Linked DNA regions of Mus musculus: region 2 is linked to region 1. A link is a loop called in an ENCODE intact Hi-C map of the cell type or tissue named here. Cell type or tissue: left cerebral cortex. All regions are shown on one strand. Each heading gives the region's core, and the rest is flanking DNA. Links, peaks and the distances in the headings are about the cores only.

The links. Peaks named below come from ENCODE experiments on the same cell type or tissue, not always from the same donor. Only the 100,000 strongest peaks of a DNase experiment are listed, where the experiment ranks them.
Region 2: it touches region 1 in a loop (2.2-fold over the local background); 2 of 42 quality-filtered maps call a loop at or near these places.

Annotation. Positions count from the first base shown.
Region 1 is chr5:85,932,339-85,943,700 of GRCm38, reverse strand. No RefSeq gene overlaps it. Among named protein-coding and RNA genes, the nearest start is that of Gm24626, 110 kb to the right of the region's middle. In left cerebral cortex, for the core only: a CTCF peak has its summit at 6,555 (motif pointing right); a DNase peak (open chromatin) is centred at 6,607.
Region 2 is chr5:84,413,315-84,422,988 of GRCm38, reverse strand. Epha5 (Eph receptor A5) reads left to right here and starts at 5,607. Exons shown (of 16, transcript NM_007937.3): 1 at 5,607-6,670. The coding sequence starts at 6,484. Gm42163 reads right to left here and starts at 6,251. Exons shown (of 4, transcript XM_030254978.1): 1 at 6,213-6,251; 2 at 5,432-5,875. The coding sequence starts at 6,251. In left cerebral cortex, for the core only: a CTCF peak has its summit at 5,416; DNase peaks (open chromatin) are centred at 6,760, 7,721, 7,890, 8,710 and 3 more places; H3K4me3 peaks cover 4,768 bases; H3K27ac peaks cover 4,463 bases.

The DNA of each region.
Region 1 (11,362 bases), core at 1,597-9,596:
TGGATGTGGTGGAGAATAAGAAGAAAAAAAAAGGCACAATGGGTTCCATGCTGAGATTTTCATGCAAATAAGAATGCCATGAATTCTTTTTTCAATTTTTTATTAGACATTTTCTTCATTTACATTTCAAATGCTATCCCGAAAGTCCCCTATACCACGCCCCCTTGAATTCTTTTAAAGTGTGATTTGAAGTCAGTCAGTGAACAAGGAGTGAAAGGGCTTACTTCGTTTTCTTAGTTGAGCAGATATTAAGTGCCTAAATCAAAGCAAGAGCTACCCTGCACGCCAGGAGTATACATCAGGACGCCTGCACGTAAGGCTTTAACAGCACAATTTCTTTCCTTATGAAATCACCTTTCTTTTAAAATTAGTTAATTTGCATACCTCACACTCACATGTAGAACTCCTAACCCCTAGGATCACAGATGACTGAATTTGGAGATAGGAGATTAAGAGATGTAGTTAGTGAAAGGATAGAAAATCCAGATCCTGCTCCCTGCCATAGTAGAGGTAAAAGGTTACACTTCTTCCTGCTCCAGGGCCTGCTTTTCTGTGAATACATAATCCTGGCCTAGTAAGATAACAGAAAATGAGTTGACTAACCGCTTATTTAGCTTCTGTAAACCGCTTGCACCATAGAAGGAAAGATTACACACTGAAACTACGTTTTGCTGCCCCCACCCAGGAACCCGTGCAAATGCTGACTGCAGGGGCCATAGAAAACTGATTGGCCCCAGGAGCACGGGCTTGATAATTTAAAATGATTGACCTAAAAACTATGGAGTGGTACAAATCGATTGGCCCACACTGTGCTCTTGATGTTATGACATGATTGGTTTGCGAAGTGTGGGCTTTGTTGTAACCCCATAAAAGCTGTCCTAATTCTGCACTCGTGGTCCTCAGTCTTCTACCCCTATGTGGTGTACGACTGTGGGCCCCAGAGTGTGCCTGGAATAAAAAGTCCTCTTGCGGTTTGCATCTAGACTGTTTCTTGTGAGTGATTTGGGGTGTCGCCTCTCCTGAGTCAGAACGTGGGGGAGTCCTCACTTTGTGGGTCTTTCAGTTAGTATTAACATACTCTTAAGGATCATCCTTAACACAGTCTGATAAATTCCCTTATGAGCAGTTGAGAAATGAGGGTACAGATGAACAAAGACGATAGGTCACAAGAACTTGGAGGGAAAATATTGTATGTGATATCTAGTGAGGTAGAGTTCAGAAGAAGCAACCATAATGGTATCTCAGACTTGAACTTGTAGCCTTCAAAACTGGGAGAAAATAAGGTGTTTTAAGCTACTATTAAGGCAATCTCAGAAAAGTAATACACGCTTACAATAGGAAAATTATGATTTTATTTTAAAAACAAAATATACTCAAAGAGTGATGTAACTCATCCAGGCCTGCAAAACTGGGGAGTAGTTTTCAGAATCTAAAAAAAAAAAAAAAAAAAAAAAAAAACCAATCACATAATCACTAAAAAAATCTTGACAATTAGTACGTATGCCTAGAATACTTAAAAATAATTTATCAATGATAAATCAGATGTATAGTGGCTTATAAATGCCAAACAATCTGTGAAATTTAAAGCTCCATGTAAAAGTAACTACTTGAGCATCAAATTCAGAACTTGACCCCGTACATGGAGAAACAACGCAGATCTTGTTCTGAGGAGTGAGTCAAAGATGCCTACGGGACCAATAACATCCTGGACCAGAAGTGGTCAAGAAGACTAGGGTGACTGTGTAATGTAACTGGTCCATTAGAAGAGAAAGGTAGACTCAGTTGGTTTTTAGGTGAAACTGTAGAGAGAACCAGGACAGATTCCTGGAGAGGTTTAACCCCAAGCTGTGGTTGCCAAAGGACACAGGCAAACTGTCTCTAAAGGCTGTGTATCAATTTCTTGCAGCTGTGATGAAATGTCCAACAACAACAACAACAACAACAACAACAACAACAACAACAACCACAAACTTAAGGAAGAGAGTGTTTGTCCTGGCTTACCATCTGAGGGTATATTCCATTATGGTGTGGGGTCATGGAGGTGGGAACTTGGGTGGCTGGTCAGGTAGCGGCTGTGGCCAGGAAACAGAGTGAAGAGTATATATGCCCAGCTTGCTTTCTCCTATGATAGGTTTGTAATCTAGGAGGTTCTAGGTCCTTTCATGCTGACAGTATTAACTATCATACAATGAGTAATTGTAGTACAAATTTCAAGAGTAAACAAAGTATTAAATTCATTAGGGAAAACTTTTTGATGTTGACTTTTAATCTACTTGCCTTTAACTTGAAGAGAAACTTAATCATGATCTTCAAATTCTCATTGGGATGATGATAATGGGAAAGTCTTTAAATGAAAACGTTTGGAATTTCTACTGTTGGTGCTTTATTAATATACTTTTTATTCTAACAGCAGTATGCGGTCTTATAAAAGAATTGATTGGGAATGGAAAGGACCTGAGTTTCAGTCTTGTTTATTGAATGACTTTTGATTTGTCTTAATCTGACCCAAATCAGAGTCTTCTTGAGGCAAAGCCTAATTTCTCAGGAAGTCTGTTTAGGAAGAACTGTGGTTGATACTGGGAAATGTCCTTGGAGAGGTGGGAAGGGTACTGTGAGGACAGAAGAGAACATCTCTTGGCATCCACAATAGTGTCTGGGTTTGGTAACTGTATATGGGATGAATCCCCAGGTGGGGCAGTCTCTGGGTGGCCTTTCCTTTAGTCTCTGCTCTATACTTTATCTCCATATTTGCTCCTGTATTTTGTTCTCCTTCTAAGAAGGACCAAAGCATCCACACTTTGGTCTTCCTTCTTATTGAGGTTCATGTGGTCTGTAAATTGTATCCTGGCTATTTGGAACTTCTGGGCTAATATTCACTTATCAGTGAGTGCATATCATGTGTTTTCTTTTGCAATTGGGTTACCTCACTCAGAGTGATATTTTCTAGTTTTATCCATTTGCCTAAGAATTTCATGAATTCATTGTTTTTAATAGTTAAGTAGTACTCCATTGTGTAAATATACCATATTTCCTATATCCATTCCTTTGTTGGAGAACATCTGGGTCTTTCTGTTATCCCCCACCCCTATCCCCCACACCCCAAAAGAGAAGAGGACATCTCTCTTCTGCAAGATATTTGTATTTCATTTGATTATATGATTAATTGTTAAACCCAATGAATAGAGGGAGCTATGAAATGCTGCAGTGGGAAAATTTCCACCATAAGCCTTGGTTTTCAGGATGAAGGATTTTCTATAAAGACATTTCTGACCCTTTGACTTCATTCCTAGGAAGGTGGGTTTCAGCCTGAGAATACAATCCCTATCAACTCTGAAAGGTTGTTTATGATCCAAGTTGCATCTTCCAAGTGGCCTCCATTTGGTATTCAAAGTGATGTTTTGATTTTATTCTTACCATTTCTCTGTCTTATTGGCAAGCTTACTTAATTTGATAAACCTATGCATGGAAGAAGCAAATAACTTTTCAGTGTCCTCAGCCATTGTAACAGGTACCCAGAACCAAGGCCACAACTTTCTATTACAGATATCAGTCATTGTCCTGGTGGATTGTGTGGTTTCTTTTGGTGAAGACAGAGAGCACAGTTGTAAAGTCCTTTCGATCTGAACAATTTAGCCTCCACCAGTGGGTTTCTGGAAGATATCCGGTATATTCAGCAACCTATTGTTCACCACAGTGAGGCAATGTCTGGATCTAGAGCAGTACAAGGTGAGGCGCTCTGAGCTCCTCCTCCTCCCTCTGGAGCCAGGATAAAAGCAGGCTATGGAGGAACAGTAATAACACAGGCGTGCAGCTGTTCTTTGATGCTAAACACTGCCAAGGCATCTGTACATCACTTCTCAGGGCAAGTCTAAGACCTGGGAGAGTGTATTGCAATGTACAACAGATTCCACGTTGTTCTCAAGGTTGTTTAATAGCTTAACTTTGGCCAGCTTTCTGAATTCCACCATCAGCAAGAGGGCCTTTCTCGGGGTCTTTGTTTTCCATTTCTCCAGTTTCGTCTGTTCTTGTTTTCTGTTCTAAAGTCGGATATTTGTCATCCACCATCTTGGCCTGCTTCAAGAGCTTCTTCTCATTCCCTTTCTGACATGGTGTCTTCTACTCCTTCTCCAGACCCTGATCCTTGACACAGGGACTATTTTTAGTATCAGTTTTCCGGGGGTGGGACCTCACAACTAGTTTATGGTACAGCTGGGTAGCTTGACTCCAGAGTGTACACTGTTACTCATGATGCTATTCTGTTGCTAATAACACAATGATATGAATAAACAAGTGAACAGATGCCCAGTGGCTTTTTGTATTTTCCATATCATGATTTATACTTTTAAATATCACATATCAGATTCTCCATGTCCCTCTTCCCCCCCTCCTTCTTCCCTTGGAAGTCTCTTTTTCTTGGACTTTTTATTATTAATTTGGGCTGCAAAACCACACACACACACACACACACACACACACACAACTTCATTTCAAATATTTTTGCTGGCTTGCAAACCCAAGGACAAGGCCGATGGGATGCTTGCTAGTTTTCTGTCTTGCTTGCATGTTAGAAGGTGTGGTGGAATGAAGGCTTTCTTTTGGTCTTGTTTCGTAAGGAAACTAATCCCTTTCATGCAGTCTTCTCCCTGTTAATCACTACTTACACCCCCACCTCCTGGCACCATCACTTTGGGTGATTTCAGCACATGAATTTTGAAGGAACACAGCCATCACAACCTCAGCAGACACCTAAGTGTATTCTTAGTTTGGCTGCCGGATGATTTAACAGTAGGGTCCAGTAAAAGTTTTCAACACCAAGAATGCCTATTATAAAAATCTAATATGAAAGGCTATTTAGGAGAAAGAGAATATGCTATATTATTTGGCTACAAAGCATAAAGAAAACTGAATGATTCTCAAGTCTCTCCACATCTTTCTAGCACTTTAAATTTCTTACAATTATACAAAAACAGAGAAGTCACCTACTTTCTAAGCCCATCGCTATACTATATTCCTTTCAGCATAAAAAGAGATAGTAAGGATGATCTTTAAAGTAATGCCTTCAAGATTTAGGGTATTTTAAGAAATGCTGTTCTCTGTTTTGTTTTGCTAATACTCTGAGTTAAAACATAGTTATTCCTTTCGGAGACCAAAATCACTGCAACTACAGCGGGTTTTAAGTATTAAAAGCTAACCTGGGCTAAAGTTGGTATGGTTTTATACCTATCAGTTCTATCCAATCTGTATATCCGGGGACATTTATTTGTCTACCCAGTCTACTTCTGCTCTAAGAGTTGGAGCAAAGGTAAGCCTGGCCCCAAAGAAAAATTTGCTCTTGGATGTTTTTGTTGACTAACAAAATTCTTGAGGCAAAGTTTTTCCCACTTTTGATTGAATTTCTATTGTGACCACAGCACACTGCTTCTTTGATAACTTCAAAGGAAGTATTAAATTGTAATTATTTTCCTTTTGAAGGAAAATGATATTCAAGGTGGGGCCCATTCTTGAATTAGTCAAGTGACAGGCTTAGAGTAGAGTCAGGAGAGGAGACCAGCATAGGGAGAGGATAGAGAGATACAGGTAGGCATTTATGGAACTTGACACATGCTTTCAAATGACATGGAGGGCTTGTTAGCTGGATCTCATTGGTCCTATGAAATGTGGTCCCAGTCCCATCGTCATAGATTTGTATTTTGCCCTGTGACCTTGAGTCCCACTGTTCCTACATACTTTCCTACTTTTTCTTTTTGAAGATTACTTGCATAATGTGCTAATTATTATTATTTTCATGGGTCCTATTTTCAGGTTCCAAATGTTATTCAAATCTTATTCCAAATGTGTGATGTTGAGGTTCTCTTTGGTGCCCTGTCTCAGCAGCAGTCTGCTGAGCACTGAACAGCCAGTGGATTAACATTTAGAAGACCCGGGCTGCGCAGGCTGGCCCAGCCATTTGCTATACAAATATAATCAAATCTATTAATGCCTTCGTAGATCATGTTTATTTTTTCTTTATGGAAAGCAGTTCGGCAGCAACTGTACAAGGGAACAAAGAAATAGCGTCTGCTGGGTATAGATGAGGGCGTTTTCCCTTCAATTGCCTCACAAATCACGGGCAGCATTTTTTTTTTTTTGTTTAGCAATAAACTCTTGAGCTGAAACTTGGGCCGAATGTAATTTTCTTTGGGGTGAGATAAGAATGTGTAGGGAAATTAGTTGTTTGAGAAGGAAGATGTATAAAAAGAAAGTTTTTTTTTCTCAGTGTGGTTTCCATCTGGAATCTCAGAAGATGCCTGGCCCTACTAATTGCCTCTGAGGTTGACTTTCTTTTTTTATCTAAGATAAAGCTATATCTGATTTTAAAAACTTAGCCAAATAATGAGAGTTTTTATTATTTGCATTTTTCTATGTGGAGGTGTATTTTTTACTTTATAAGATTGTTTTGAATTCAAGTTTGGCTGAAATTTGCATTAAAATAAAGTAGGATAAAGTAAGTATTCAGACAGAAAAGGAATCTACCTGTGTTTAGTGTTTAGAGATAGTTCTCCATGTTGGCTTTCCATGTCATGTCAGTGAATTACCACAAGGGGGCAGTGAAAGGCAAGGGAAGGAGAAGGTTTTTAGAAGAACGTCTCCCCGGGTTAAGGAACTTTCTCAGATTCAACATTGGGCGTTTTGAAAGGCTTTATTTCAAAGATGGCTCAAGGTTTCATGGAAGAGGGTATCAACATAAGGAATGTCACCTCCGTGAAAAAAAATGTTTTAAGAGGCTTCATAGTAGCCAAGCTTTCTGTTGCTTCGGTTATCTGAGTGTTTGCTCTCACTGGTCTTGAGCAGTGAGTGAAGCCTTGCTCCACTCCTCCAGAGGCTTCTTGTAGCTTCTAGACGCAACTCCTCACTTCAGCACGCCTCACTTTCCTTCTCAAACACAGTTGTCACAATGTGGATCATTTTCCATGTTTATCATGTTTATCACCATTAAAACATATTAGTCATGTTATCGTGTTTGCACCTTTCTGTTTTATTAGTATGCAAGCCTTTTCACAACAGGAATCTTTTCTCAAACATTTAAAAGTTTAAACTTACACTTTTTTTTAATTAGATATTTTCTTTATTCACATTTCAAATGTTATGCCCTTTCCTAGCTTCCCCTCCAAAAATCCCCTATACTCTCCCCACTCCCCCTGCTCCGCAACCCACCCACTCCCGGTTCCTGGCCCAGGCATTCCTCTATACTGGGGCATAGAACCTTCACAGGACCAAAGGCCTCTCCTCTCATAAATCAATGACTAGGCTATCCTCTGCTACATATGCAGCTAGAGTCATGAGTCCCACCATGTGTTTTCTTTGGTTGGTGGCTTAGTCTCAGGGAGCTCTGGGGGTACTGGTTAGTTCATATTGTTGTTCCTCCCAGGGGGCTGCAAACCCCTTCAGCTCCTTGCTTACTTTCTCTAGCTCCTTCATTGGGGACCCTGTGCTCCATCTAATGGATGACTGTGAGCATCCACTTCTGTATTTGCCAGGCATTGGCAGTGCCTCTCAGGAGACAGCTATTTCAGGTTCCTGTCAGCAAGCTCTTGTTGGCATCTGCAATAGTGTCTGGTTTTGGTGGTTGTTTATGGAATGGATCCCCAGGTGGGGCAGTTTCTGGATGGTCATTCCTTCAGTCTCTCCTTCTAACTTTGTCTCCGTAACTCCTAACATACACTTTTAATACAAAAGTTAGCAAACAGCCTACTACAGTCACAGCTAGGCAGGGAATTAGAGGGGAGTGGGAGGTTGCTTCAGCTATAGGTTTTGAGACAGGTGGAATATATATATATATTTATATGTGTGTGTGTGTGTGTGTATTGCACAACCTAATTTTTTGTATACATAATAAAATTTCTCAGCATTTGCATATTGCTCAACCAGACTATTGTAGGCAGCTAAACATTGTTTGTGAAACATATATATGGATCAACTTATGGTATGTTTTTTCTTTTATTATTCCAAAGTACAGTATTTTTGTGACTGTGCCTCTCGCTGTTGGAGAATTTAATGTGTACAAACCCTTAAAAGCTATATTTCCTTCTATACAGTTAATCAGAAGGATTGTGTTTTAATTCGGTTTGACTACTTTTTTTTTTTTTTTTTTTTTTTTTTTTTTTAGTTTCAGGTCAAATTCAGAAGAATCTTTGGAGATAAACTACAGGAACAAACAGATAGTTTTCTGTCACTTTAACTATGTCTAATTTTCCCACACAAAAATCTAGACTGATGTCAGAGCTTCCCAAATTGATGGGTGTTAGTCTGCAAGCATTGGATTCCAGTCCTCAATTCTCAAGTTGTCAGACGATTTCACAGACCTGCTGCAGGATGCATGGCCACGGAGTGTTCCTCAGACCTGGATCATTGCGGTACTTTCCTCCAGCAAGCTTTCAGAGCTTTTCCTTTAAGATGGGCATTTGAGTTTTTCCTTGCTTTGTATATTTGGAAATCCTTTAGAACAGGCAAGAACCCACTTTGGCATCCACCTCTTTTTATGGTAGGTGGTACAATACGGTGCCTTTGAACACACAGTCCCAGTGGGAACTCTATTATCTGCTAAATATGTCTGGAAATGTTTATACAGAACATGGAGCACAGCAGGCTGCCCCCAGCCCTATCCTGACAGCTAAGCTTTGAAATGGGCAAATGCATAGACCTCCTAAGTCCCCCACTCGGTCCCTGCTGTTGACATTTTCAAAGTTAACATATAAAATGATTCCATTATAATCATATTTTTTGAAGATTACACCACCCAAACTTTATTAAGGTGTGCAATTAGCCATCATATGACACCTGACTTAGAGAACCAGTAGGGATTTAAGACAAAAATGATGGATTATGTTTAAAGGCATCCTGTTATAATAGAGTATATTGTTCAGCCCCCCCCCCCCCAATTTGGATGAGACTACTTTCCAATGTCATTTTTAGACATTCAGTCCTAATATCTTAGAATAATATACATAAAACTTCCGTATTCTCCCAGAGAATGTCATCTGCACTTTAAAGAAAAGAAATCAATATTTACAAAAGATACTTTAAATATTCCAGAGGTGGGGTTTGTGGATATTTTGAGGGCATTTCCTCCACTGGTATACTGAACTCCTTTTAAGTACGATAACTTTAGACAGGCATGAATGGAGTCTGATGATGTCAAATACCGTCTTGATCCCACGGAGGACAATAAGGGAACTGCTCATAGACGTGTAGCTGCACGGTGGATAGTCAAGTGTAATCAACACTGATTAAAATCACCCCCTTTTTTAAAAAGACGGTGATACGTTTAGAGAAATTTGAAAGACGTTAAAGAAAATCTGATTTTGAGGTAGAATTTATATTGGGAGTGGCAGCATAATGCATGAATATGCACTTCTAGAGAGTAAGTATCCTTTGATGTTCGCCCCTGGAAATGAACAAAATGTAGCAGAGAGCTAACCAAGCAAAGCTGCATACAGGTCTCTAGTGATTGTTGTAGAGTTTTTGTCTTGGGTTTTTAAGGATGAAACAGTTTTAAGAGTAGGTTTAGGGTCACAAAACTTGAGAGGAAAGTGCGGAGATTTTTGACATTCTGTTTCTATACATAAATAGCCTTTCTATTCTGGATACCTTCCACAAAATGCAGTGCATGGTTTTTACAGTGAATGTATATAACTAGACATATTGATATCCCCAAACCATATTTATATTGAATTCACATTAGGTCAGTACACTGTTTGGGGTTGGGATGCGTTTGCCTTAATATACCCTGGTGTTGCTAGAAAGTCATCTCTGCTTTGCCAGTTCACCCCAAACCCCAATCTTTTCACCACCTTCATAGTCTTGCCTTTCCAGCATGCCAGGTTTTGGAATCTTACGGTGTGTCACCATTTAAATGGGTCTCCTTCACTTAGCAATTTATAGTTAAGATTCTTCCATGCCTTTCTATGACACTATTTCGATTGCCACTGGATACTATTTCTTTGAATTTGCTAGAGCTCATTCATTAACAGGACATTTCAATTGCCTTCAAGTTTCGGAAACTGTGACAAAAGATGTCTACCCACGTGAAGATTCTTGGATGGACAAAATGTCTCAGCTCCTTTGGATAAACAGGACAGTGTGTTATCATTGGTAAGAATATTGGTTAGTTTCATATTTGGTGGTAACATTGATCATGTTCAAGAACAGGGGCACAGTCTTGATGTTCCTGAGAATGCACTTTCTGTCAATTTCAAGTTAACTCAATGTTTATCATGATTATCCCAGTCCACGTTTTATACACATACACACACACACACACACACACACACACACACACACACACACACACACACAGTACCTCTTATAGACAAGGTATACAGCAGTGATGTAAGCAATGTTCTTGGTGAGTGTGCTGGCTAGTTTTTGTTAGCTTGACTCAAGCTACAGTTGTTTGGGAAGAGAGAACCCCAAATTGAAACAAATGCCTCCATCACACCTGTCTGTAGGCAAGTCTGCGGGTCATTTCCTTGATTCATGGTTGATGTGGGAAGGCTGGGCCCAGCCTACTGTGGGTGGTGTCATCTCCAGTCAGGTGGGTCTGGGTTGTATGAAAAAGCATGGGAGCAAGCAATGCTTCTGCATGGTCTCTGCTTCAGTTCCTGCCTCCATCTCCCTGCCTGAACTTCTACTTGGCTCCAATGATGACCTGTGATCAGGACACATAGGCAAATAGCTTTCCTCCTCAAGTTGCCTTTGGTCATGATGATTATCATAGCAATAGAAGCTGAGACAGAGAGGTTTTATTCTTATGGGCAGATATAGACAATGAAAAATAAAGAGAAATGGTTAAAAAATATTATTAGGGAGAACAAGGGAGACAAATGGCATGCTGGGAATGATGGTGGGACTTAATCACAAAAGTCATCATGGGTATTGTGATGAGGGACTCGAGTGGGTACCCAAGCAGCTGTGAAATTGCACTTGCTTTCCTCTGAAGAGTGGTCTGCTCCGATAGACAAGGATGGTGCAGTCTGAATAGCCTCCAGACACTCTTCAGTCACACTGCCCCTTTCCTTGCACCTGACAAGAAATCTTGTGATTCCTGCTAAAGCTCACATACTTGCTGCCACACTAATCACACTGGTCCAGTTTTGGTCTTGCTTGTGAGTCACAGCGAAGGGATTGCTGTTGGAAGCATTTCTGAAAAAACGGTGTTCAAGCAATATGAGATAGGGTGTTGAGAACCTGAGAAAAGAGAAAGCACAGGAAACCAGGATTGTTCTGGCTGTGTCCTTGACATGTTATGATCGTGAGGAGCCAGGCAGGTGATGGGAAGTCTGGGACCTAAGTTTTCTAAGTATAGTTCCAGAGCTAGCAACTT
Region 2 (9,674 bases), core at 1,675-9,674, 1.5 Mb after region 1:
ATTTCTCACTGGCACCGTCTTTCTCCTCATACCTGCCTTGCCTCTGCTTTGTTCTTTTGGTCTGTACCAGGACACAGCTCTACAGGATTTTGTTATTGTTGTTACATTGCTACTCTAAACCTGTATATGTGAAATGTAGAAAATGCCTATTGTAGAAATATAAAATAAACAACTTTAAATCCCTTCTTGTTCACATACGGATGTTATTCATAGCATACATTGCCTTTTATTATGCCTTAGTAATTTGAAATTCTATACTTATCCTTTTATGCAGACAAATATTCTTCAGAGCATTTAAAGAGATCTGTAATATTGCCTTGTTATGATATATTTCCACACATTCATCCCTTCATCTTCTTATTGTATACCATGGAATTATGTATTTATATCCATCAATATTGCCCAACATTAATGTTTAGCCCATTTTCACTAATTTGTGGAAAAAATTTCAAAGTTACTAGGCTTAATTAATTAGCCATGTTAGAAAGGCATGATAATATTATTAAAACATGCTTCGAATGATGCTTCTAATTAACACGTCACCAGGAAGCACACAAGACTGTCATTGCTGAGTCTTACCTAGAATCTTGTTTCCCAGGCTATAAACAATAGCAGCAAACCCTATGTGGGGCTCTGTTTTTCCTCATGCCACTGAGAAAGTCTAGTAATTTTTGCTCCTAGCAAACTGCCACTTATGTTATAAAATATGATACCATGTGAGTCAATTAGCTGTGCTGTTAAGACAGCAGTATACTGAGGGTAATACTCTGTCCTGAGACTATGGAACTTACCAGAGTTATTTTTTCACATTCTGTGAAATACATTCAGTTCAGGAGATTGCCCAGAATTTAATGGGATTTTAGAAGGCACAATAGCATCATTCTGAGGATGCTTTCCTAGTTCTTTAGCCTCAAGAGTCCTTATTATTTCACTGTCCACTTCTTTACATGACACCAGTTGTCCAAGATGCTGGAGGCAAGCACAACTGCCAAAGAACATCCTAGAAAGACAGTTTGGTTCCTCATAAGCTGTAGCAGCCTTGGCCTTGCACTGTGGTACAATTTTCTCAAACTTCTATCATCGGTGTGTGGATGATTAAAGAATAAACCAGCATGAGCCACTGTGGCTTTTGGGCTCACAGTGATTTATATGAACATCTTTTCCTCCTTTACCACAAAATTCCTTTAATAACAGTGTGAAGGCTCTATTCTATTCTTAAAAGCCAAAGAAAGGAAAAGTATTCTAGTGATAATGATATATGTATTTAGTAAATTCAGTTTCTAGGGTAACGTTTTGAATTTTTGTTAAAAATGAAATTATATTTCGGAACCTTTACTCAATTATTTCACATTTATTTCTTTTGTGTTTCTATTGATGGTCATGTGTGGTGTCAGTGCGTATACATATGCCGTGAGGGTGCCTACAGATCCAGCAGTGGGCACCAGCCACCTGTTGTGGGTGCTGGGAACCAAATCTTCTGGAATAACAGTGAGTACTTCTTACAACTAAGCCATCTCCTGAGTCTTGTCTACTAATTTTATAAAATGCGATTTTTCACTGGATTTTAAAGTGCTAGCTGATAACCAACAACCTGTAAATAAAATATAGGTCCCATTAAATCTTAGAAATGTGGATCATTAATAGAGAGACTTAGATCTAGGTTTTTAGGGGAAAATGTTTTATTGACGTAACTTTGAATAAATTATTCCACATTTACTAAAAAAGCCAGGATATATTGAAGTATACTGCTATTGTGTCTCAGAACCTTAGAGACTTGATTGCGTAAATATAGTATGAATAGTTTCTTTCAGATCAAAATAATTGACATCATCATGCAGCAAATAGAAATCCTAAAAAGAATAACTTCATTGTGGTGTTTTATAGTTTCTTTAGACCATCTTTTATTTGCCCTACTATTACTTTTTACAAAATTCTCCCTGAAAAGAATTACATAATGACAAAAATCATTTAAATTAAAAGATTACAGAGATTGTTGTTTTCTACAATGTTTTATGCATGAGTTCTATGCCATTTATCTGGGCTAATGTTAGCTGTCTACAGATCTTAATCCTGATGGCACATTATCTTCACTACACACACACACACACACACACACACACACACACACACACAATTATAGAATACATGTTTGTGGTTGTTGATCTTTGTCTCCAAATTGAGATTATTTATATCTTTAGTTTCTTTATTTACCTCTTCCTTCATCCTTTACTTAATGTATTATTTGATTTTGCTTTAAGTCAATCATAGACACGTATTTTTATCAAATTGTTCTGATTAGTGTGGAGTTTTGAGATCACTGTTTCTGTTTATTCAACATTATACAGTAATTCATTTATCCCTTACTTCTGTTGCACCAGCTTTTTTTTTTTTAATAAAGCCAGAACATGTGTTAAAATTCAAATGTTCTACCAGCTATATGACTAGTCAGGTCAGCTACCTTCCTTTCCTCTTTATTCTCATTAACATTGGACTAATAATTATATCCACCCACACTATGGCTGAAGTAATTAATGTGAAATCAAGTAATACTTCATACACAGTAAATTTTCAGTAAATAAGATAATGTTTTGTACCATGACTGCTTTTATTCTGTTTTGAGCGTAAAGAAGATAAATGCAAGCTTTTAACTTATTCACTATATCCACAACATTGAAAATACAAGGCACTCAACTCTCAGGGTGTTCTGTCAAGGTTACCGTACATAATTTTTTCTAAGAGCAAATAAATTTGCAAACAAACCTAAATAATAATCCATCACAGTAGAAAAGCAAAGATTTAAGAAGAAATCAGAGACATTCTCATCTTGAAACATAATTTTTATGACAAATACAGATACTAGAACATTCAACCCAGTAAGATGGGCTAACATTTTATGGCGCAACACTGTAGGTATGAAAGAAAAATACAACTCTAGTTTTACCCAAAGCCTTGGTTCCACAGTGTGGGCAAAGATTAATTATATGCCAAGAAAATACCATATGGCCGAGTGCAGCTCCTTTGAAATTGAGGCCAATGCCAAACAACTACCATAGTATTCTCTGACTAACAATCTTTGATAAAAATAATCATTGTCTTTGGGATCTCCTTTTACAGCTGTTATCTCTTTCAAAATATGTATATAGTGATGAAATTTAATGTATGCATAGAGAAAAATTCTACGGAAAAGAGTACCGGGCATCAAAATCAGAGAAGCTTGAGACATTTCAGGAAAACGGGACATCAAATTTAAATACTATTTAACAAATACTCGGACAATAAAAACGGTTCTACATTAGGCATTCTGAATCACTTAAATCTTTCATCTTGAGTGGAAGATTACACTTTTAAAGCCATATATGACCAATGTCCAAAAAATTCTTGGGAATGCTTGGTTTAGACTATATTTGTTTCGTTATTACATATATAAATGTATATGTTATGTATTATAATCTGTGTATGTACTTAGACAAATATCTTTAGTTTTACATTTGGAAAATGTTGATATTGTATTGTTTGATAGAAACTCCAAGCTGTGGATCCTTCAAGAAACAACCCCCCCCCACCACCCCCCCACCACCCCCCGGTATCTTGTCAGAAAAACCTTAGGCCTGAATATCTGAGCATCAGTACTAGCTGTGGAGCAATGCACTGTAGAGTGAGGAAATCTAATGTGTGAGTAGAGGAAACTTCTACGGAAAGGAATATCAGGCATCAAAATCAGAGAAGCATGAGATATTTCAGTGAAAGCAAACATCAAATTTCAAATTTTACCAAATCATAACACAGAAAGTTTGTCTAAGGCTTTTGTAACACCGGAATATAAACTCTATGGTAAATATATTTGATTTATATGCAATTGATATTAAATAATTACACATTATTACTACTCTAGAGTGGTAGCACAGATACACACTCACAGGCACACACACACAAACACACACACACACACACACACACACACACACTGTAAAGAAGGCTGTGTAAACTTGAAGACTCTGTAAATTCCCGATCGATCTCACTAATAAGAATGCTGAGTTCAAAGACGTAAAGCACATACTCAGAGGCCACCGAACTGCCCATGTCTTGTTCTAGCTTTCTTGTGGACTGCAAGGCCTTAGATTTCTTCCTTGCTATTCCGTGTTGAAATTCTTAAGTAACTCAGCTATAAACCAAGGTGGAGGAAAGACTCGTATTTTGAATGGTCTTCAAATAGACCCATAAATTTTAACTTTCCATCTCGAAGTGAGGCTCTTAGCCAAACTGGAAGACAGATTCACTGCCACTCCTCTATATTGGCTTCATGCATTCGAAGAACATTATAATAGAATGAATCTGTTTTCGGCTTCCTATTGCCAAAACATTTGGGGGGGGGGTCAAAGATGAGCGTCCATCTCCTTAAACGAGTGTGCCACCGCTGCAGTGTTTCTTTCTCCTTTATTGAACGCATCTAAACAAAACCCATAGGGCACCGTCTAACCATTGTGACAAATTTATTTTGAAGGCATCAACAGACTAGTGAGTGTGAGCAGGTGCCCAGTCTTAAAAGTAGTTATCAAAGGCCGGAATTAAATGAAATGCCTTTCTTCTTTAAAACACACACACACACACACACACACACACACACACACACACACATTTTGGGAGATACTTTGTATTCTGATATTGAGAGCTGGCCTTCTAAAATTCCCCTTCTTGTGTATCTTTTTGAAACAATGAACGAGTAAATTGAAGATGGATGTTAAAGCAGGTTGACACAACACAGGGGAAGCACAGAAAAACGGAGATGCCCTTCAGCTGCGTTTTCCTGGTTATTTGTTATTCTTTCAGTGTAATGAACCACGGGCAATTAAAATAATTAAAAATGTTAAAGCTCTGACATTATTATACCCATGTTAATTTCATTGGAGTTAACTGCATGTTTTCCCATTACGTAATTTCAATACTAAAGTATTCTATCACTGAAATAAATGAATTAAGTCTTCATGTAGTATAGAGTGCCTAGCCTAGTACAAATGCCAACAGTCAAATTCTTTGATTCTCTGAGATCTCAAAGCGACCTGCTATCCCTGACTTTAGTCTACAGTTTACTTCTCAAGAAAGCGTTGAGTGACTATCTTATTCCAGAAGAACAGAAAGGGTCAAAGGAACCGAGGGGCATAGGTGTTAAAGAAACTATCCACGGACCAGCAGAGCCTGTGAATGTGCTGTTATATGACGACAAGGTTGTTGGTGCCACAGTCTGCAAAGGGCAGCAGGCGCTATGCCAGACTCAGGGACCCACTGATCCTCCTGCTGCGGTCTGAGCTAGGGCTGGCTTCCCTTCCTCCTTCAGGGACCTCTGGTCCTCGCAGGCACTGTAGCGAGGATTCTTTACCCTAATTATCCCGGGAGGAAGACGCGCCTTTCTCAGAGACCGCTAGGCAACACTCACCACGGCAGCCTGCAGATTACTTCCCTCTGTGGGTGTGCGACTTCGTTTAAGCGAGTCACACTTACAGTAGCTTGTCACTGGCGAGGCCGCGAGCAGCAGAGGGCGGGGGAGCGCAGGGCGGAGGGAGGAGGTGGGAGGCGCGGAGTCGGGAGGCTCGGGGAGACGCTGGAGCTCCAGACACAGCAGGAGCGAGCGAGCGAGCGAGCGAGCGAGCGCCGCGCGGGTGCAGTCGCCGGTTCGCCCTGGTCGCCGCGCACTCCGCCTCCGCGCTGAGCAGCGGGAACCGCAGCGGCTCGAGCCTCCGGGCTCTGCTGCGCTCTCGGGCCCGCGCTCCAGCCCGCTCCGCCGGTCGCACCGCCCCCGGCCGAGCTCAGCCCGCAGCGATTTGACTTCCCTCTGCCAGCCTCTCCAGTTCTCTAGATCGCTTGCTGCCTGGGCTCCACTCTACTCGGTGTTTGCCACACACCGTTTGCTCTACTCTTCTCCCCTTGATCCGTAGACACTCTGCTTGATTCCCCCCTCCTCCCTCCTCTCTGTCTCTCTCTCTCTCTCTGTCTCTCTCTCTGTCTCTCTCTCTCTTTTATTGAAAACATCATCTTGATTTAAGATGACTCGTCTTCTTTAATCTCGTCCATATCGGCACTGAAGACTGAAAGGGAACCTTCACCACCACTCCGACCCTGGTGGCACTTAAAAAAAAAAAAGAAGAAGAAGAAGAAGGGGGGTGCCAGAAAAAGAAAAAGTCTTAAAGGGCAAAGAAGCGGGACTCCCGACCCTCTACAGACCCTTGACCGAGCCCACCCAGGACTGTACTAGCCATCAGAACTTCTAATTCATCTTATCCAACTGAAAGGGAGGGCGACAGGAGCCAGAAGCAAACTTCTTCAGCGGTCTCTGCGGATCTGTGATTCCCGCATTTAGAGGGGTCGAGAGCCAGAAGGTACAGGACCCCACCAGGAGGAGGAGTTCCACGTCTCTCTCGCCCCTTCCACCAAGCCTGAACCTTAGGCTGAGCCACGCAGGACACAAGAGGCAGAAGAGGGTAGTAGAAAATGCGGGGCTCCGGGCCCCGCGGTGCGGGACACCGACGGACCCAGGGCAGAGGTGGCGGCGACGACACCCCCCGCGTCCCTGCCTCTCTGGCAGGCTGCTATTCGGCACCTCTAAAGGGCCCCCTCTGGACGTGCCTTCTCTTGTGTGCGGCGCTCCGGACCCTTTTGGCCAGCCCCAGCAACGAAGGTAGGGAAATGGAGGTGGGGACCAAGGCGCCCTGGGGTGGATGGGTGAGGTGGAGCTTGTGTCAGCCGGTCGCAGCGCTCCAAGCGCCGCTGCGGAGACTAAATCCCCGCTCTTCATCTCCAATTAATGTTTGTCCGCTTTTGCTGGCGTTTCCGGATCTCTCTGGTATCTTTGGTTGCATTGTTTGACATAGCTGCAGAGTGCTCGCCAGGCAAAGAACCTGCCTGTGGTCTGAGGCTGATTGGGGGTTGGGAAGTTGGAAGGCTGACGGAAAGAGGTCTGAGACCTGAGCTGGGAGGTTGGGTGCGGTTGGGTCCTGAGAACCTGGAGAAGTGACACGTCCGGATTACTGAGAGAGATGACAACAAGGCTCATAGGATGTGTGTGGGTTTTAGAAACCTTTATTTGGTGCTGATGTTGGAAGACGATTTCAGGCTGGCTGGTAATTTTATTTTGGAGAAAGTGGCTGACCCGGTAGCTGTTATTTAGAGCACCACTGGCTGTTTTACAAGCTGTTTAACAAGAACTTTAATTTTTGAGGAAGGGGGTTGTGAAAGGCAGAAAAGGATGGATGCCCTTCCATCTGGGGGGGGGGGTCATTAACACTCTAAAGCAAAGGTAGAGGAAGGCGGGAAGGTGGGATAGTGTTGAGAGAGACAGGCAGTGTGGATACCAAGAAGTTGTTCATGGATCCCACTACAGCTTATCTGGTGAGAGAAGATCTGTCCTAGCCAGAGGCACCAGGTCTTGAAGTACCCAACCCTCCAATCCCTAATTCTCTGCTCCGGACTGTTTTGCGTTCCTCCTGGAGAGTAAATCTGGAGACAGGAACACTACCTGTGTTCTTTTCTTTGAGCTGGTCTCAGCCTCTGACAAACCAGTCTTGGTCCATTACATGGCCTCGCCCCGGGTCCTCTCAGACCCTGAGGTCTGCTCCTCTTTCATACATAATGGCTTGCTCTGGTCTCAGCTCAAGCCTTCGCACGGGGGAGGGTGGAGCATGTGGAAAGGCGCTCAGCATCTCAGACCAGATTCTCTGGTTACCAGGAGTGGTCGACTTCACTGTAGAATCATCAAAAACCCTGTCCTCTTGTTTAGAAGCCTGAGGTTTTAAGCTTTGGGCTGTGGATGAGACTCCTGAGAGGGGTAAAATCTCAAATAAGCCCCTGCACTTGGGAACAGGAGATGCTGGACCTGAAAGATGAAATAGCAGCAGCACAGTAGTATATGCCCTCGTGACTAGCATAGATTCAGTCTGCTGTAGAAGACGCTGAGCTGGTAACCACTAGTGCTGCCAGTTCCCAAGGAACCCAGAGAAAGCAGGGCAGATGGAGACTCACACCCCACCCCACTCACTCTCTCACTATGTTTATTATTAAACATCTGTTCAAAGGAATATGGGTATCTGTCGATATCTGTGTAATAAGACATGCTTCATGCTTAAGCCAAACAAGATGCCTATTTTTTTCTCTGTAAAGTTTTTAAGTGGTGATTTTATTTTATTGTCGTTGTTTGTTTGTTTGTTTGTTTGTTTTACACTTGGACCTTTTATTAAGGTCCTATGTTAAGACCATTAGATTAGAAGTCCAAATGCTCTGAGAGGGCTAATGCAGGGGGGTGGGGGAGGTGTTGGGGAAGGGAGGATAGAGGAAGAGGGGGGAGGAGAGAGGGAAAGGAAGGAGGGGCTTTTATCCGTTTTTTTTTTCCAACCAAAGGGCCATCCTGATTGAACTTCAAAAGGATTTAAGGCTAACAGCACCCATCCTTTTCTCTACATAGTCATTTGAAGCAGCTTTCTATAACCCCCCTTACTATGTATACAATGGGGCAGGGGACTGGACTCAAGGAAGTCTCTATAAAAGAACTGAAGAAATAAATTATCAGGGAGTGTGACACCCAATGTGAATGGGGGCCAAGACTAAGGAGATCAAAAACCAAGCAGAAGGAACAGGAAGGAAGAAGGGAAATAGCTCAACTCTCCAATGGTACCCTAAGCAAAACTTGCATCTTGGGGAATAGGGCCATGCAAGCATGAGCTTTAACACCCACAGGTTGTGCAGTCTAACCCAGCTAGTAAACCACACAGCTGACTTGGTTACATGCAGATGAGGGCTGGAGGAGCTAACAAAAGCAACCTTGTGCTCTGAAGACATCCAGAATCAAGTGTGCCTGCTGTTCGGGGAACATTTTGTGGTGTGTAGTTAAAGATTTAATATTAGTGCTATTTGAGGTTGTCTGTCCAATTCATTCCTTCATTACCCAACAGGACATCATCTATAATCCCATCCCAGATCCTTCTGTTTTTCGAAATGTGGATTCTTTTCTGCTTTACATTTTCTTTATCACTGCTTTTAAAAATGGAGCAGTGACATACATTGAAAGATTCTTAGCATTACTCTTTATTGTTTATTTAATAAATAAGCTGAAACATACCACCCGCTTGTTTTTAATGAAAGAAAGTTGGAAGGTCATATACTGAAATATTTTGTTGGCATGCTAAACTTAATAATGAATTGATTCATGAAATTTATAAAATTCATAGAATTTGCTGTCTGCAACTTCCATAAATGCTTAATGGTTCTTCAGTCATATATGTGTATACATTACATAATACAGATGTACATTATATGATTATGTAATAAAGTGTCAGGCAGGAAGAAATAAATGTGAATTATCATTTACACTCGTTATTCCGATTATTTCTGAAATCCATCTTTACTGGATAACTGCGTTCTAAACAAACTATGCAATCAATATCTGTTCATTTGTAATGTATATTTACAAACGGCACTTGGAAGAAACACTTAGTCTGCATTAAGGTGTGCAAACGTTTACTTAAAAATAAAATTACAAGCATCTTAGCAGAACATTTTATTTTCAGATGGATGCAGGAGGACAGCATTCATAAGTGCATCAACAAGTGAACAATTTTAAGAAATTTAATAAGTAAAATGGCTGTGGCAACAATCTTGAATTTTTGGAGGTGGCCCTGAACTTATTCAGT